2 separate regions of the Homo sapiens genome follow, and region 2 is linked to region 1. Evidence: chromatin contacts called from ENCODE Hi-C or POLR2A ChIA-PET data. All regions are on one chromosome and are shown on one strand. Each heading gives the region's core, a stretch centred on a gene start or an enhancer-like site at or near the end of the contact. The rest is flanking DNA. Distances are from core to core; before and after follow the strand shown. Region 1 overlaps SPRING1 (SREBF pathway regulator in golgi 1). Region 2 overlaps FBXO21 (F-box protein 21).

What was found. A loop is a pair of places that touch in the nucleus more often than their neighbours do. ChIA-PET counts read pairs that join two places held with the same protein, here RNA polymerase II (POLR2A). Pooled maps may share reads with other maps.
Region 2: a loop to region 1 is called in a map of adrenal gland, with 5 times the contacts of the local background. The contact joins two enhancer-like sites. A Hi-C loop is called at or near these places in 15 of 168 maps with a recorded cell type or tissue (Calu3, HL-60/S4, adrenal gland and 10 more), 6 of 37 single-sample maps with no recorded cell type and 23 of 50 pooled maps. POLR2A ChIA-PET finds 5 or more read pairs at or near these places in 2 of 52 experiments (PC-3 and activated B cell).

What each region holds. Positions count from the first base shown.
Region 1 is chr12:116,704,838-116,711,619 of GRCh38, reverse strand. It overlaps SPRING1 (SREBF pathway regulator in golgi 1), which reads left to right. Exons shown (of 5, transcript NM_024738.4): 5 at 1-1,449. Among named protein-coding and RNA genes, the nearest start is that of SPRING1, 30 kb to the left of the region's middle. RefSeq lists enhancers at 2,269-2,448, 3,749-3,798. Within about 2 kb of position 1,682, at least 2 of the 41 ENCODE cell types and tissues checked have a DNase peak (open chromatin) inside an H3K27ac peak, as active enhancers do.
Region 2 is chr12:117,137,397-117,143,615 of GRCh38, reverse strand. It overlaps FBXO21 (F-box protein 21), which reads left to right. Exons shown (of 12, transcript NM_015002.3): 12 at 1-1,625. It overlaps TESC-AS1 (TESC antisense RNA 1), which reads right to left. Exons shown (of 3, transcript NR_120464.1): 3 at 2,127-2,225. Among named protein-coding and RNA genes, the nearest start is that of TESC-AS1, 41 kb to the right of the region's middle. RefSeq lists enhancers at 145-224, 1-824. Within about 2 kb of position 2,800, at least 3 of the 41 ENCODE cell types and tissues checked have a DNase peak (open chromatin) inside an H3K27ac peak, as active enhancers do.

The DNA of each region.
Region 1 (6,782 bases), core at 433-2,932:
AGTGTTGTCTAAATGAGAAATCACCATTATCAGTAATTTAAGATTCCAGGCTATGTTGGTCACATCTCACTATTCTTTTTTTTTTGAAACGGATTCTCGTTCCATCGCCCAGGCTGGAGTGCAGTGGCACGATCTGGGCTCGCTGCAAGCTCTGCCTCCTGGGTTCACGCCATTCTCCTGCCTCAGCCTCCCGAGTAGCTGGGACTACAGGCGCCCGCCACCGTGCCCAGCTAATTTTTGTATTTTTAGTAGAGACGGGGTTTCACCGTGTTAGTAGCCAGGATGGTCTCGATCTCCTGACCTCGTGATCCGCCCACCTCGGCCTCCCAAAGTGCTGGGATTACAGGAGTGAGCCACCGCGCCTGGCCACATCTCACTATTCTTAAGGAAGAGAGAGAGCGAGAGAGAGTGTTGTCCTGTCCTGTGGGGATTGGGGCATTGTATTAAGTTGTACTGGGGGATGTCAAGATAGAAATGTTGAGTAAGTTACTACCTGAATAAATATTTGACCAGTTGATGCTAATTTGAATAGTAAATGTGATGACATTATATATTCTCAGGGATGTTTCCATACATTGGCTCTGTGTGTGCGTGTGTGTGTGTGTGTGTGTGTAACAAAAGCAGTATGAAGTATGTGAGCAATATCCTAATTTTATTGACAAGAGCACTGACCTTAATGACCTTGAGTAAATTACCCTCTCCGGCTTTGGTTTCCTCATTTGTCAATTAAGGGTGATGGCTAGCGTATCTTGCAGATCCAAATTCCAATTTTTGTAACAAGCCAAAAGTCCCCCTGGCTGTTAAAGCAAGACCAGAGCCCTCGTATCCCAGCGGCTGGGTCCCAGGCTTTTGATTTTCACAGGACAAATGTAGCCCAGCCATCTGGAGCCCGTTTTTCTCCAAACCAGGGCTTCCTCCTTCTCTCTTGCAGATTTCAACTGGGGCTCACCATTTTCTGCCTCTTCCTCCTCCAGTTTTAAAGAGACACCATATCCTTCTCTGCTGGGACCAACTTCCCATGTACTGCTGCCCTGCACCTGTGAAAACAGCTGCTGTGTTTTCTGTCATAAAAATAGCTGCCTTTTGGCAGAGAAGCACACAACGGTACTACGTTTCTGAGCCTTAATGCAGTGCTCAATTATTTAGGTGTGCTTCACCTGAGATACACAGAGCATCTTGGAACTCCTACTAAGCAGGGCTTCTACAGGCATTGCTCAGCTCAGTAAAAGGTTTTCCTTTCTCTGCTTTTGTGATTACCAGGCAGAAACCTTAAAATGTATGAACTTACAAAGAAATTAAATTGTGCCAAATTAGATTCCCAGCCCCTAGAGATAACCACTAATTAAAGTTCCGCTGGAGCGTTTTGCCTGTATTTTGTATATAAACGTGGATTTTGTATTTGTATGTAAATAAAGGTAGGACCCTGCTGTCCATATTATTTTAAAATAATTAGCTCCTGTTAGATTGATTTAATCCAATGATAGCGAATTCATTTGCAGAGCAGGCAAGCGCACTTTCCACTTCTATCATCCTGCCTGGAAGATTGAAGCCCAGTTAGAGGTTAAAACCCTTTCATAATTGCACAGGAGTTTAGCTTTGCCTGCTTTTTCCTTGTCTGATTTTATGCAGTGGGGAAGGAAGTCTTTTTGTTCTGCACAAATAAATTATAGGCATTTGTCGCGGCCGGAGTTGACCTGCATTAGGGATGCTGAAGAAACCTGTCACGGCAGGGTGTCTCTCGGCGTGACTCGACTTTCCTGAGAGAGCAGAGATCGGGAAAACTGCACTCCAGATCTCCTGAGCCTGTCATTTATTTTAGTGAATTGCTAAATGCAGAAATGTAAAATATAAAAAGGCTAGGGGAGGATCTGTGGACCGTCTTACTGGCTACCTGGTGTTGTAAGATTATTTGAGCTCAAGGCAGTCCACATTTCCCCCAGCACCAGCCAGCTCCGCCCTGTCAAGCTGCTGGTCTACATGGTGGTTTTCGAGGGTATAAAGGACTTCAGTTTCTAAAGATGTTCCTAAATGCTCCGTGGCATCTGCAGCAGGATGTCGGGAGCTGGAATCCACTGTGCTCTCTTCCCTAGGCACGTGCTGGACTCAGTTTCTCCCGGGAGGTTTGCATCTGGGCAGCACTTCAGGGCGTGCTCCTCGAGCTCCGTCCGTGGCATCCATACCTGCCTGGGCTGTGCCTGCAGCCTGCTAAATGCCAACCTGGAAGCCCAAGACAGATAGGCTTGGAGCAGCTTAGCAGCCGGCTGGGCTAATTTATTTGACACAAATCAGCTCATTGACCTGATTTAGCACGGGGAGGAACTACAGAGCCGAGTCACATGTGATCGTAAAGCCCTTTCTTCTCACTGCAGCCCTTTCAGACCTCGAAGGATGGCAGTGTAGTCAAATGACACTTGCGGTGCGATTTCAAGGGAAGGAGGAGAAGATGGAGAGATGGAAAGTGGAGAGCAAGGCAGCGCGGGTGGCACAGACACCGACAATTGCTTTCTGTGCCACTTGGTGGCACCAATGCCATAGGTTTTCTGTCCTCAATGTGATCGTTGTCTAGAGATTATGGGCCCCGTGCCTGCGTGGAGCTCTCTCTCCTGAAAACAATGAAGCTGTTTCTATAGATGAGAACCATCTGGTGGGGATGACAGATCAGGACTCTTTCCTGGGTCCGGGCGATTTTGTGAACAGGGACTCAGGAAAGTAGCCCTTGCAGAAGAGGGAACTGGGCATGCTGCTGGTGCAGAGAAGACCCAAGGCTTAAATAAATACTCACAGCTACCCCCTTCTTCCTCCTGCACCCTCCGCCAACACGAAAAGTGGGATAGGCCTCTTAACCATTCATACTCAGACAAAGAAAAACATTTATGAAGCACTTGCCATGTGCCACTCTGCACGTGCAGCGTCCCATCCCCATCTTCAGAGACCAGCATTCTTCTTTTGTGTGTGTGTGTGAGAGAGAGAGAGAGAGAGAGAGAGAGCAAGACAGGGTCTCACTCTGTTACCCAGGCTGGAGTGCAGTGGCGCGATCTTGGTTCACTGTAGCCTCAACCTCCCAGGCTCAAGTGATCCTCCCACCTCAGCCTCCTGAGTAGCTGGGACTGCAGGCACACATCATTACACCCAGTTATTTTTTAAAAATGTTTAGTAGAGATGGGGATCTCGATATATTGCTCAGGCTGGTCTTGAACTCCTGGGCTCAAGTGATCTGCCTGCCTCAGCCTCCCAAAACGGTGGGATTATTATAGGCGTGAGCCACTGCACCCAGCCAGGCATTCCTTTTCTTTTTTCTCTTGGAATGGAGTCCTGTCACCCAGGCTGGAGTGCGGTGGCGCGATCTCTGCTCACTGCAACCTCTGCCTCCCGGGTTCAAGCGATTCTCCTGTTTCAGCCTCCCAAGTAGCTGGGACTACAGGTGCATGCCACTATGCCTGGCTAATTTTTGTATTTTTAGTAGAGATGGGGTTTCATCATGTTGGCCGGCTGGTCTTGAAGTCCTGACCTCAGGTGATCTGCCCACCTTGGCCTCCCAAAGTGCTGGGATTACAGGGCATGAATCACCGCGCCCAGCCAGGTGTTCTTTTTTGTCATTTTATAGAGGAAGTCTCAGACGCTCAGGTTAATTTTAGCACAAGTTTACACCATGACATGGAGGAGCCACCTGCAACTCCAATCTGCGTGCAAGCAGGGCCGGGGCAGCGCGTTGCCTTGGCACGTTTTGATCACCCTTTGTTGTTTCCTGTGGGCAGGGGCTGTGCCTCAGTCTCTTATTTCTGGGCCCATTGGCCTGTCTATGAAAGGATGTCAACAGGATAATGCATGGGGTCCTTCCAGCCCTGGTATTCTAGAATTGTAGTTGGTGGCTTCTAGGACCTGGAAGGTGTTGCTTGAAACCAGTGCTGTTTAATCAGTGGGAGATTTTACACCACCCACTTCAAGCAATGTTTGAAGACATTTTGTTGTTGTTTTTGTTTCTTTGTTTGTTTGTTTTGAGACAAAGTTTTGCTTTGTGGCCCAGGCTGGAGTGCAGTGGCACAATCACTGCTCACTGCAGCCTCGAACTCCTGGGCTCAAGTGATCCTCCCATCTTAGTCACCTGAGTAGCTGGGACTACAGGCATGAGCCACCATGCCTGACTAATTTTTAATTTTTTTTTTTTTAGAGATGGGATCTTGCTGTGTTGCCCAGGCTGGTCTCCAATCCCTGATCTCAGGTGATCCTCCCACCTCAGCCTCCCAAGTAGCCGGGACTACAGGCCCATGCCACCACACCTGGCAAAAACCCATGCTGTTTAACCAGAGGGAGATTTTGCCCCCAGGGGATATTTGGCAATGTTCGAAGACATTTTTGATTGTCAAAAAATTTATGTGCAGGGGTGCTACTGGCATCTGGTGGGTAGAGGCCAAGGATGTTGTTCAACATCCCACAACACCCAGGACAACCAGCCCACAACAAAGAACTCACTGGCCTGAGTGTCAGAAGTGCTAAGGCTGAGAAACCCTGGGTTAAACTTTGTGACCCCTTGCATGGCAAGGATACGGAATTTTGAGCCCTGAGTATTCACGCAGCAGGTATTTAAAGGGTGCTTACTCTTCGCCCAGCTCTGTGTAGGTACTTGGGGAGTATACAGAACTGGAAGATGCTTCATCCCTTCCGGGGCTTAAAACTGAGTTGCTCCAAGCCTCTGGTTCTGGACACATTGTGCCTGAGCACCCTTAGATGTTGATGCTACCATCCCTCTTAGGATAAAATACCACTTTGGATTTCCAAAGAAAATATTTTATCCTCAACAGAGTAGCCACTATTTATTTATTTATTCCTACCTCATGCATAGAGCTACACTGAGTGTAGCTGGTTTATTTTCAAAAAGAAGTTGAGGAAATGCCACACATTAGACTCAAGGAAGAAAGTTAGAATCAGATGTGCAACTGTAAGCCAGCAACACAGTTGATGCAAGTAAGCTTCCTGGCAGCAAGGGCAAAAAGGGAAATAATCCTTCATGATAATATAAAGCATTGAAGGGACTGTATTACTGTCTCCTCAAAGGGTACAAAGTCTTGAATAAAATTTTAATGTAGGCTTCACACAGAAGATACTGCTTAGTATTTGGTAATGCGTACTATGTTCACCAGGCATATCAAAGGCAGGCATTTCTGGGTTTTGGATGGAATGATAAATTAGGAATGATATCTGTCTTCAGATGTCTGTTGGAGAAGATAAGCAATTATGCCACTACCTGTTAAACAGGGTTATAAATGTGAGGATAAAAGGAGTGTTACTATGTGAGTGAGGCAGGCAGAGAAGACTTACAGAATAAAACAATATGTTTTTATTTTTATCTTTTAATTTTTTTTTTTTTTGAGACAGGGTCTTGCTCTGTCACTCAGGCTGGAGTACACTGGTGTGATCACGGTTCACTGCAGCCTCAACCTCCCAGGCTCAAGTGATCCTCCCACCTCAGCCTCCGGAGTATCTGGGACTACAAGTGCACACCACCATGCCCGGCTAATTTTTTGTATTTTTGTAGAGACGGGGTTTTGCCATGTTGCTCAAAGTGGTCTTGAACTCCTAGACTCTAGCAATCTGCCCACCTTGGCCTCCCAAAGTGTTGGGGTTATAGACACATTTTAAAATACATATATATATTTTTCTAATTGCAAATTAATACACTGCATTACAGAAAATTAGAGCAATACAAATATGAAGGAGAAAATAAAAGCTCCATAACCTTTCTACCTGTAGACAACCACTGTTATCCTTTGATGTGTATCTATTTTCATGCACACATGCGCTTATATATTAATATATTTAATAGAAACAAAAATTGGAATCTCATTATATTTTACCATGTTGTAACCAAATATCCCTTAAAGGGCTTTGAAGGATGAGTTGGAGAGAAAGTGAGTTGCACGCCACTGCGGAGTTGGGCAGCCAGAGTCAATTTCCACCACGCATGCATGGATCATGGAGAGGGGTGAAATCCCACATTTCATTCTGCATCTCCAAGGGCCATCATTCACAGGGAGCTATGGAACCCAGCAGCCCTGGGGCCCCATTCTCTCTCTCTCCCTTTCTTCACCTAACAATGTAATGGGAATGGTTTTCCATGTTAAATAGTCTAGCATTTGATTTTTTGGTAACAGCTTTATTGAGATATAATTTACTTACAATTCACCCATTTGAAGTATACAAGTCAATGACTTTATTCACAGAGTTGTGCATCCATTACCACTATCAATTTTATTGATTGATTGATTGATTGATTGATTGAGATGGAGTTCCGCTCTTGTCAGCCAGGCTGGAGTGCAGTGGCACAATCTCAGCTCACTGCAACCTCCACCTCCCGGGTTTGGGTGATTCTCCTGCCTCAACCTCCCGAGTTGCTGGGACTACAGGCACATGCCACCATGCCCGGCTAATTTTTGTATTTTTAGTGGAGACAGGGTCTTTTTAGTAGAGTCTTTTGTGTCTGGCTTCCTTCACTTAAAATGATGTTTTCAAGGTTCAATCATGTTGTAGCATGGACCAGTACTCCATCCCTTTGTATGACCGAATAGTATTCCATTGTGTGGCTATACCACATTTTGTTAAAATACTCATCTGTTGATGGACATCTGGATTGTTTCCGCTTTTGGCTCTCATGAATAATGATTTTTTTCTGTTCTTTTCTTTATTTCTTTTTTTTTTTTTTTTTGAGACAGTCTCGCTCTATTGCCCAGGCTGGAGTGCAGTGGTGCGATCTTGGCTCACTGCCACCTCTGCCTCCCGGGTTCAAG
Region 2 (6,219 bases), core at 1,551-4,050, 430 kb before region 1:
CAAACGTTAATTTTATCAGCTCACTAGTAACCTTTGAGAATTATCTGGTTGTCATGCAAAGATTGCACTTTCTGAATTATGTTAAAACACATGTTGTAAAATGAGAACTGCTCATGCTTTGAAAGAAAACCAGGTTCTTCGTGCGTTCTGTTGCCGTTGATTTGAATGGCTGTGCTGTATACGATGTGTCCAGAATGTCTTCAGAGCACTGTTTCCGTGTGATGTTACTACCTACTATGTGGGAGGAAAAAAGGTTATAGGTTAAACAAAGTCAATTGACTCTATGGTGGTGTTTCTCAATACCTGTGACGCACAGTACTGTGCGTCGTGACTTTCTAAGAGAAGTGTGCAGCGGGTGTGTCATCTTGATATATGAAACCCTGGAATTTCCCTCCCCTACACGCACGCACCGTCCCCGGGGGTCCGGTGTTTGCAGACATGCTTTGAAAAGCTGTCTCAGTGAGACATCAGTTATGTCCAAAATGAGTTTACCTTAGAATCAGACCGGTTTTGCCAGGCGTCATGTTTGCAAACATTATCCACCTAATCAGATTTTGAAAGGCCGGCTTTCATGTCGCCTGCCTGAGACTCATAACAGATCCCCATTATAAGCGCGTTTACACAGCAAAATGATTTTATTGAGAAAACCAGCATTAAGTACTGTTGCCGGCTCAGTTTTCCATTGCATACTATCTACTTAAAGTCCCGTTCTCATTTGTAAGTGTTCCGATCTTTCCCCACGGAGAAAACTGAGCAGAGCTGCCGTGTCGCAGGCTTTCTGCTGCTGATGTCGCATCTCTTTGCTTTCCCCTCCTTAGTCCATACTCCAAGTAAGTGAACTCAGACTACCAGCAACTTTTTAACTGAAAAGTATCTGTCCATGATGATCAAGATGCAGCTCTTCGTGTTTTTATTTTGTCTTTTTTTTTTTTTTTTTTTTTTGGAGGGAAGGAGAGACATCAACTGGACAAAATGCAAAATTTGGATGTGGGACAATTGCTTTTTGGAGACGTGAATAGCTGTACTGTACGTATTATTTTGTGTGGCATGCTAACTTTGAGCCGGGCACTGGCCTAATAAAGTCTTTGTAATCCTCCCAGCAATCCTATAAAGCAGACGCAGATAGTAAAGATTTTAGGCTTTGCAGGCCACGTACAGACTGTCACATGTTCTCTGTTTTTAAAAGTGTCAACAACATTCTTAGCTCAAAAACAGGCTGCAGGTGGGATGGTGCCCACAGGCCATAGTTGGCTGACCCCGGCTAGGGTGTAGGCACTTAGCATTCCACTGTATAAAGGGGAAACCCAGGTCATACTGCGTGTGCGTGGGTGGGAAGCCGGATGTGGAATACAGGTGGTCCCTGAGTCTCCAGGAACCACTGAGCTCCAGCTGTTCACACCCACACTCTGCGGCGCAAGCAACTACCTCGCCACGGTTTAGCCTTGGTCTAGCAGCGACTTTAACCTTGAATGTTGCATTTCTGAAAAATTTAGAATCTTGAAAGTAAAGGACGTCCCTCCGGTGAATAAAATTAGGCGCAATTATAGAATACATGTATTATGGCCACGTAGCAATGACTGTATTAGGGCTCTGCTAGTTCTGTAATAAATAGACCCGAAAAGCAACAATGGCTCAAACACCATAGAACGTTTTTGCTTCCATAATATTGGGCAGGGGAATGGGCTGGCAGGGCAGCCCTTATGCAGGCAGGCATCAGAGCAACCTGAGCCGTCCATCTCCATCCCGCCTGAAGTAGCGGGGAGCATGGAGGGCTGAGACCATCTGGGAGCTTCCATGAGCCAGGTGTGGAAGTGGCACCCCTTATGTCCACTCATTTTGCACGGAGGTGGGAAACGTCCAGTTGTGTTCTAGGAAAGGAGACAGAACACAGTGTGGGTGGAAGCTCTGGTCCACTGCACGGGCCACTCCAGTGTGCTCCTCCACCGCAGGAGACAGCCACGGACAGCTAAGCCAGGCTGTCCGTGGGGACGGACACATTTCTGCAGTCTCCGGCTCAGTCGCCCCTGCCTAAGTAGCACATAGAGGCAGTGGAGTTCCCTTCAGATGGCACTGTCTGTGTACACTCACGGTCTCCACCGCAGATGGCTGCAGCAGCGGGGAGCAGACCTCTCACCGCGTGGGTCACATGCACTACCTCTGCCTCAACAGCCAGATCTCAAGTGGCCGGCCACACCTTCGTTCCAGAGGAGGTGCCAAATGGTTTCCTGTGGGCCCGAAAGGAAGAGAAAAGGTTTGGTGGGCACAGACTTGTGTGTGCCTCACCCCCAGAGCCCTCCGCGGTCCCTGCATCCTACTCAGCCCAGTTTCCCTGGGCCGTGCAAGTTCCCTCCATCAGCCCAGCGTGGCGCCTCCGGGATCCCCCACCCCCAATTCCCATTAAGAGGTGAAGCAGGGACGGCAGCTGCAATAAGAACTCCCATTTGAGAAAAAGAAAGAATGAAACAAGTTGCTGGTCTCTAGCAGGGATGAAATCCCACTCGCGGGGGACCTTGGTAAGACCCCTGCCTTTGTCATGGCCGGGGGTGACGTTTCTTGCATAAGCCCTGACTCTGCTCTCCGGGAGGAACTCCCTGCCCTCTGGGAAGTTCTTCCTCAAATCTCATCCTCTCTGGTCTCCTCAGAAGTGGGTGTCGGGTGCATCCTGCCGGGGTGCTGGCCAACTTTCACACTCCACTTCCTGCTGGGTGCAGCTTTAGGGGCCTGTCCAAGACTTTTATTTACTTATTTGTACAACAAGCTTGCAATTCCTCTGGCAATGATTCCCTCTAAAGCTTAGCAAGCCATTAACCTATTGGTGCCAGCAATCGTAGCCAGCTTTATCACCTCTTGGCTCTCTCTTCCCCCTGACTTAACGTGGCTTAATGTGGCTGCCTTCATCTGATATTAACCAAAGGTGAGGCTCACTGCTTAAGTGAAAAATTTTTATTGTTATTTTTTGAGGCAGAATTTCGCTCTTCTTGCCCAGGCTGGAGTGTAGTGGCGCAATCTCAGCCCACTGCAACCTCTGTCTCCTGGGTTCAAGCGATTCTCCTGCCTCAGCCACCCAAGGAGCTGGGATACAGGCACGTGCCACCACCCTCAGCTAATTTTGTATTTTTAGTGGAGATGGGGTTTCACCATGTCAATCATCAGGCTGGTCTCAATCTCCTGACCTCAGGTGATCCACCTGCCTCGCCTTCCCAAAGTGCTGATTACAGGCATTTAACGGGTCTTTGTTGTTCGGTGATTTTCTTTGAGATGGAGTCTCGATCTGTCACCCAGGCTGGAGAGCAGCGGCACGACCTTGTACTCCTGGGTTTGATCAATTCTCCTGCCTCAGCCTCCCGAATAGCTGGGAATGCAGGTGTGTGCCACCACGCCCAGCTAATTTTTGTGTTTTTAGTAGAGATGAGGTTTCAGCATATTGGCCAGGATGGGTCTCGATCTCATGACCTTGTGATCCACCCACCACAGCCTCCCAAAGTGCTAGGATTACAGGTGTGAGCCACGCACCTGGCTTTTTTTTTTTTTTTTTTTTTTTTTTTTTAAGACGGAGTCTTGCTCTGTCGCCCAGGCTGGAGTGCAGTGACGTGATCTCGGTTCACTACAACCTCCGCCTCCTGGCTTCAAGTGATTCTTGTGCCTCAGCCTCCTGAGTGGCTGGGATTACAGGTATGCACCACCACTCCCAGCTAATTTTTGTATATTTAGTAGAGACGGGGTTTTGCCATGTTGGCCAGGCTGGTCTCAAACTCCTGGCCTCAAGTGATTCACCTGCTTCGGCCTCCCAAAATGCCGGGATTACAGGCGTGAGCTACCGGCGCAGCCGATTTTCATTCTCCTTTCCTGTTGGTGTGTAGAAGCAGTGGCCTTTTCCACACAGGACACCTGGGATTTCAGTCTCTTTTCCATTTTAGTTCTCAAACCAGCACATATTTACTTCACTCCTGTTTTTCTTGTCTTCCCTGGTGATAAACAACAAAGAGCCATCTACACACTGTATTCCTTGTCTCTTTTGGCTACTTTCTCTAGACTGGCCGCAGGGCCAGTGGTTCCACCTTGCAAACCGAAAGCAACAATTCTACCAAGTCTGACCCCGAAACAGAGCTCTCCAGCCTTCCGGCCTCCCCAGGAGGTGTTTCCTTGCCACTTGACTGCTAGGCTAACACCATAGAGTTTAGGGTTTTTATACAGTGGTGCCCCTCTCAATGGTTTTGTTTATTATTATTATTATTATCATTAAGTTTAAAGTGGGCTAATATTTCCATAGGAAGTTCTATTTCCTATTTGGCTGTGCAATTAAGAAAAAAAAACTGAGAACAATGATTCAAGTCTTTGAGAGTGGGAAGAGCTACACGTCATTTAGTAAATGCAGGGAAGGAAGTTGCATAGAATACAGAAAGGAGAAATTTTGGGAGAATGAACTAGGTAGTCTCATTATAGAATCCTTGCATGGTTAGAATTTCCAGCTGGGCACAGTGGCTTGTATAATCCCAACACTTTGGGAGGCCAAGGTGGGAGGATCACTTGAGGCTAGGAGTTTGAGATCAGCCTGAGCAATATAGCAAGACCCCCATCTCTACAAAAAATTTAGAAATTAGCCAGGCGTGATAGCTTGCGCCTATAGTCCCAGCTACCCAGGAGGCTGAGGCAGGAAGATTGTTTGAGGTCGAGGCTGCAGTGAGCTGTGATGGCGCCACTGCACTCCAGCCTGGGTGACGGAGCAAGACTATCTCAAAAGAGAAAAAAGAAAAAGAGAAAAAAAGAATTTCCACCTACTTTTTTTTTTTTTTTTTTTTTTGAGACAGAGTCTCACTCTACCACCCAGGCTGGAATGCAGTGGCACAATCTTGGCTCACTGCAGCCTCCGCCTCCTGGGCTCTTGTGTCTCAGCCTCCCGAGTAGCTGGGGCTACAGGCGTGTGGCGCCACACCCGACTAATTTTTGTATTTTTAGTAGAGATGCTGTTTCATCATGTTGCCCAGGCTGGTCTCGAACTCCTGACCCCAAGTGATCTGCCTGCCTCGGCCTCCCAAAGTGCTGGGATTACAGGCATGAGCCACCGCGCCCGGCTCTCCACCTACTTTTTAAATGAAAGAATTCTTATAGAAATGTTCATATTCAAGTTATTGAATTTGGGAGAAATTCATACTTTGAATGAAAGTTATGGTTTTCCTATTTCTAAACTATTATAATCTCTCAATCCTAGAATTCTTTAATAATCTACCAGTTTTTGTAGGACGATTTTCTTAGTTGTGTCTGTTACTGTGCAGAGGGCTCTGTGCCCAATATCTGTGCTGTCCTCCACCCCAAGGTTTCTCAACCTTTTTTCCAGTATTACCTGCTCCAGGAGCCTTTTTAGGCTATTTTTTTCCTAATCCACCCCCCGCCCCCCGAAATTGTTCTGACTTTTTTTTACAGAGATGACATTGATCTAATATGAAATTAACCATATCACTGGTATTTACTTCATGTACAATGTTGTCAGCCTCCACCTCTAGTTCCAAAAACATTTTCATCACCCTAAAATAAAACCCCCATGCCCATTAGGCAGTCACTCCCCATTCTTCCCTCCCCCAGCCCGTGGCACCCACCAGTCTGCTTTCTGTCTCTGGATTTGCCTGTTCTGTGCATTTCATGTACATGGAATCACACACGAGGTGGCCTTCTGTGCCTGGTTTCTTTCACTCAGCATCACGCTTTCAAGGTTCATCCTCTTTGTAGCATGTATTGGCACTTCATTCCTTTTAATGGCTAAATATGTATGGATACACCACATTGTTTTGTTTTTGTTCTTTTTATTTATTTAGTTATTTATTTTGGAGACAGAGCCTTGCTCTGTCGCCCAGACTGGAGTGCAGTGGTGCGATCTCGGCTCACTGCAACCACCGCCTCCTGGGCTCAGGCGATTCTTCTGCCTCAGCCTCCCCAGTAGCGGGGACTACAGTCACGCACCACCACGCTGGCTAATTTTTTGAATTTTTAGTAGAGACTGGGTTTCACTATGTTGCCCAGGGTGATCTAGAACTCCTGAGCTCAGGTGATCTGCCCGCCTTGGCCTCCCAAAGTGCTGGGATTACAGGTGTGAGCCACCACACCCGGTCTATTTTATTTTTTTTTTTTGAAATAAAAATTGTGGCCCAGGCTGGAGTGCAGTGGCACATGACTGCAGCCTCTGCCTCACTGCAACTTCCACCTCCCGGGCTCAGGTGATCTCCC